Regions from separate parts of the Homo sapiens genome. Here region 2 is linked to region 1. A link is an interaction called in ENCODE POLR2A ChIA-PET data of the cell type or tissue named here. Cell type or tissue: Panc1. All regions are shown on one strand. Links, peaks and the distances in the headings refer to the core of each region. The heading gives the core; the rest is flanking DNA.

The links. ChIA-PET counts read pairs that join two places held together with the same protein. Peaks named below come from ENCODE experiments on the same cell type or tissue, not always from the same donor. Only the 100,000 strongest peaks of a DNase experiment are listed, where the experiment ranks them.
Region 2: POLR2A ChIA-PET joins it to region 1 with 14 read pairs; 5 of 35 experiments call an interaction of 5 or more read pairs at or near these places.

Annotation. Positions count from the first base shown.
Region 1 is chr17:77,923,512-77,926,326 of GRCh38, forward strand. LOC105371909 (a long non-coding RNA gene) reads left to right here and starts at 2,761. Exons shown (of 3, transcript XR_935002.3): 1 at 2,761-2,815. In Panc1, for the core only: no CTCF peak of the experiment used is centred there; no DNase peak of the experiment used is centred there.
Region 2 is chr17:77,817,709-77,820,523 of GRCh38, forward strand. The region is part of intron 1 of LOC105371908 (a long non-coding RNA gene); the gene reads right to left. Among named protein-coding and RNA genes, the nearest start is that of LINC01973, 65 kb to the right of the region's middle. In Panc1, for the core only: no CTCF peak of the experiment used is centred there; no DNase peak of the experiment used is centred there.

The DNA.
Region 1 (2,815 bases), core at 92-2,591:
GGGCAGCTTGCAAGGGATTTGAGGGCAGGGCCAGCCTAGACAAAACCAGCACAGACCCCCAGTGGGTCGCCTGTGCAGGCCCTTCTCCCCTGGGGTACCCCAGCCCCCTGAGCCTGACCTCCTAGAGACTTGTCCTCCCTCCCAGCCTTTGGAACTTCCTACACTGCCCTTACCCCCTCATCCCCAGGGACACACCCCCGACCTGGAACTCATCGCTCAGCTAGAGACCAGCCAGGTGCCACCCTGAGTGGCTGGCCCTGCAAATGGAGGGGATCTGGATGTCTCCTGGCATGTGGCGGTGCCAGGCTGGTGAAGGAATGAAGTCACCAGGAAACAGAGAGGCAGTGGGAACAAGAAAGCAAGAAAGCAGAGGCCACCTGGCCCACACCCTCCAACCACCCTGCACCTGCACCTGGTTGCTGCTTCCTAAGCATGCGACCTTTCTCCCCTGAATGCCCCAGGTTGCAGGTGGCCTCTTGGTGACAAGAAGACTCAGAGGTACTTATACACTTTGGAGTCGAGAGAAAGGGATTCAAACCCTGCCTGTCCCCTGTTTGCCCTCGGGCAACATTCCACCCCCCAGAAAATGAGACTGGAACTGGGCACAGTGATTCACACCTGTAATCCCAGCATTTTGGAAGGACAAGGTGGGTGGATTGCTTGATCCCAGGAATTTGACCAGCCTGGGCGACATGGTGAAACATCATCTCTACAAAAAATGTATGTAAAAATTAGCCAGGCATGCTGGCACGTGCCTGTAGTCCCGGCTACTCAGGAAGCTGAGGTGGGAGAATCACTTGAGCCCACGAAGTCAAGGCTACAGTGAGCCATGATCGCACCACTGCACTCCAGCCTGGGCAACAAAGTAAGACCCCATCTCAAAAAAAAAGAAGAAGAAAGAAAGAAAGAAAGAAAGAAAAACAAGGCTGGAAGGCTGAGCAGGGTAACGGTGCCTGTGAGGATACCTGGTGCAAGGGTGGGCAGTCAGCCTTCACCTCCCACTCCCCTCCTTCTGGGCAAATGCTCATGGGCACATCCAAATAGTAGGGCACAGTGTCATTTGCCCTGAGCCCCTCTTCCCTGGCCCCACAACCAGGAAGGGGCTGACTTGCTCCCTAGAGTTAGCTTCCACCATTTAATAGGAGCCTTTTGGAGAGATGGCAATCATTTTCAGCAGTCTCAGTGGAGGAGGCATTCAAGGACTTTAGGGTGACACCCAAGGTGGCTGCTGGGGCAGGCAGCCCTGTTTTGAGTTGAGCTGGAGTGGGAACAGGGTGGGAGAAGGAATGGAGGGTGAGCAGAGAGGCAGTTCCCACCCTGTCGGTATGCAAATCACTTGCTGCTGAGATAAATGATCCGGCAGGATGGCAGGCAGGGTTCCCAGCGGGAGTCATTTGTCATTTCTACTCCTGATGTGTGAGTGAGAGAGTGAGAGCCTCCCCCATCCCTCCCCGCGACACAGGTAGCTCAGCCAAGCCCCAGGTGCCCGGGACAAGAGGCATCTCCCAGACCTCCACCTCCCCGAGTCTGGAGAGGGGCCTGCCTGGCACAGTCCTGGACGTGGGTTCTCCCAGCGCTGAGCATGGGAGAATACTCCTTGGTGGCCAGAGAGTGGGCCCTTTGTCTCCTGGAAGGACGATGTCAAACCACAAACCTCCCTCTCTTGGCAGTCAGCTCCCTGGCTAGTTGACAAGGCGTGCGTTGCTAAGATTATTCATGACATCAGCAGAGCCCAACCATATCTGGGGTTCACAGGGCGGGCCTGGCACAGAGCAGGGAAGGGTCAGGCCAGGTTGTGTTCCAGCAAGAATGTGCGTCAAGTTTGGACCCCATGGGTTCGTGTGTAAATGATTGATGAAGGGACAGATGAATCAATCAATCCTGGAGATCCTGAATTTGCCAGAAATCCAATCCAACCATCCCGCCCTTTCCTATTTGGGCTCCTCGTCTTGAGAGCAAACGCTTGAGAACATCACACTAGGAAGGACTCAGAATGTCGGGGAACAGATGCCAGGCAGTAGTGATTTACTAAGAGAGGAATGGGCTGCCCGGGCCGGGCTCGGTGGCTCACGCCTGTAATCCCAGCACTTTGGGAGGCCGAGGTGGGCGGATCACCTGAGGTCAGGAGTTCAAGACCAGCTTGAACAACACGGAGAAACCCCATCTCTACTAAAAATACAAAAAAAATTAGCCAGGCATGGTGGCGCATGCCTGTAATCCCAGCTACTTGGGAGGCTGAGGTGAGAGAATTGCTTGAACCTGGGAGGCAGAGGTTGCAGTGAGCCGAGATCGCGCCATTGCACTCCAGCCTGGGCAACAAGAGCAAAACTCTGTCTCAAAAAAAAAAAAAAAGAAAGAAAGGAAGGAAGGAAGGAAGGAAGGAAGGAAGGAAGAAAGAAAGAAAGAAAGAAAGAAATGGGCTGCCCTTCCTCACAGCCAGGGATGCTGTCCCCACCCACGCTGATAAGCTTCCAGCGCTTAGAGACGGTTTCCCACCATCCGATGGCTGGGCTGGTGCGTCCAGCTAGAGCTCAGAACCTGCCCTTAGTAGGAGCCCAATAAATATTCGCTGATAAACAAACAATCAGAGAAGGCCCTCATAGGACCACATGGCATGGCCTTAATTCTGGAAAGAATTAAAACTTTTTGGCACAGTTAGGGATTGAACTTACAACTTGGTGTAAAAAGCATATGGTCTCATTTTGTTCTTTTATTCTCTTGTTCTTTCACTCACTCACTCACTCATTCATTCAAGAACTATTTCTTGAGGACTCACTATGTGCTCAGCATTGGACAATGATGACTCTCAGTATGT
Region 2 (2,815 bases), core at 100-2,599, 110 kb before region 1:
TTTCTTCCTATATATCTGTTGTCCTAAAATTTTCTTATAAATGAGTATAGCTTCCTTTTATAATTATAAAAAAGGTTAAAATTAAAAATAAATGTATTGTGCCAATCCTAAAATTACCAACCATAAGTTGCTCATCAGATTTATATGATAGACTTCATGATGCTTAATATTTGTGGATAAATTATCATTTCTGCTGTATAGATAATGCCACTTCATAAATATACAGAAAATCAAGTGGATTTCCAAAATCCGAAATAGACTCTCCTATAAATTAAAGGAGACTGAAGACCCTGGCATGATTCTCAGGGAACAAATGTTTCCATTGTAACCCCCTGAACTAATCCATGAGGACATACCAACCTCAGGGCTTAGAAGCTCTTGCAGGGGCCTCCTGGCATTGTGACTAAAACCACAGTTACATTCTCTTTTAATGAGCCCACAGGCACACCAGAGATCCCTGCTGCATTCGTCAGGATGTGCTAGGGGACAGGCTCGCTATGGACAACCAGTCCCCCACTGAGAGCTAGAAAGCTGGGTAACGTGAGACACCCAGGAGCTCTCAAGGCAGGAGGACTTGAACAGGCAGGCCAGGACCCCAGAGTGAAGGGAGACCCCATGGGCTAATCATGACATTCTACACTTCTTTCCTTCCTGGGGTGTCTGTTGATCCATAAATGGCTTGGACAGAGGGCCAAGAAGCTCACAAGACAACAGCCCCTAAGAGACGGAGAAACTGAGCCGTTTCAGCCATCCCATGGGGCTGGATGCCAAGCATTGGAATTCAGATCTATTTAGGAAGCCAGGATTTATAGGGATCAGGAGACAACAGGATCCCAGAGAGAAAAGAAGATGCCCAGAGAAGTCAGTTCGACACACTGGGCCACTGTTGTTTGCAAGGCACTCAGCGGTTTCGAAGTGGCACAGGCCACGAGGAGGTAGGTGGAGAGGCAGAGGCAATATCTGAAGAGATACCGGCTGGGAATTTTCAAACCTGACAAAAGACATCAAGACACATATTCAAGAAGCACTTAGAACCCCAAGCAGAAGCATTATAAACACACACACACACACACACACACACACACACACACACACACACACACACATATTCACAGTCTCCCTGGTACATCATCATAAACTTGCTGAAAGGCAAAGACAAAAAGAATATATCAAAAGCAACAACAACAACAAAAACATATTAGCTTCACAGGATCAAGAATTCAAATGATAGCTGATTCTCAACACAAACGTGGAATGGAATGACATCTTTAAAATTCCAAAAGAAACCAAAAATTGACTAGAAAACTAAAATATCCTTCAAAAGCAAGGTGAATGGACCCAATAGAAATGCAAACATTTGTTCACCAAGAGATATGCACAAGAGGGTTCACGGCAATGTTAAATACTATTATACTAATGTCAGACACCGGAAACAGACCAGGCGCTGTGGCTCACGCCTGGAATCCCAGCACTTTGGGAGGCAAAGGCGGGTGGATCACTTGAGGCCAGGAGTTCGAGACCAGCCTGGCCAACATGGTGAAACCCTGTCTCTACAAAAAATACAAAAATTAACAGGGCATGGTGGCACGTACCTGTAGTCCCTGCTACTTGGGAGGCTGGGGCAGGAGAATTGCTTGAACCCGGGAGGCAGAGGTTGCAGTGAGCTGAGATCATACCACTGCACTCCAGCAGTCTGGGCAACAGAGCGAGACTCCGTCAAAAAATAAAAATAAATAAATAAATAAAAACAACAACAAAACAAACAAAAAAACCTGGAAACAGCTCAGCACCCATCAACATTAGAAGAGATAAACTGTGGTAAGATTTATAACATTGAATGCTACATGGCAATGAGAATGAATGAACTAGGACTATACCTAACAGCCTGGAAGAATCTTTCAGACACTGAATGAAGATGGCAGAGACAAAAACAACAACAAGCTAACCTTTGTTGTCAGAAACCAGGGCAGTGTTTACCTTAGGAGCAATAGTGATGAGAAGAGCCTTGGGAGGCAGCAGGCGGGCGGGGGAAGGGGGAGGTTCTGGGGAACTGGTAACGTTCTGTTTCTTGATCTGGGATCTGGTTTCATAGCTATATTCACTTAGTGAAAATGTATCAAGCTGTGCATTTATAATGTATGTGACTTTCTGTATGTATGCTAGACTTTAATAAATAATTTACATATAACATGGAAGCTAAACTATAATTTTTACAAGACAAATTCGAGAGAAAGAGCTAATATTTAGTGCCAAATGCACAGTAGGTGGTGAATAATTTTTTTAAAGCCCAGAGAACCCTCAGATGTAAGATTACAGATCCCCGGCTTTCCCGGCGTTCCCGGCTTTTCTCTAAGCAATGACTCACACCTTTATTTAGTATACCTAAAGTTTTTTCTAATTACAAGAGGGAATATATAATTATTATAAGAAATTTAGAAAAATATAGAAAAAAAGTAAGGAAGAAAAATGTAAAATACCCACAACCCCACAACTCCAAGTTTATGTAAAGTGTTTTTATTTCTGATCATCTTTTTGCACACTTGTACACTAATGTTGTGTAAGTGTGTGTTTTTACCTTATTCATTTAGCAGCATGCAATAAACACTTTTCTTTGTTATAATGAAGTAAAGAAATAAAAGTGAGGGTAAGATAAAGACATTTCCAGACTTCCCCTCAAAAAAAAAAAGGAAAGAATTTATTGCCAACAACTCACACTAAAAGATAGGTAAAGAGGAGATTTTTGAGCAAAGGAGTGTAATCCCAGATGGAAACTAAAAAAATAAGGCAATAAAGAAAATCCCTGGAAAAGGTAAAC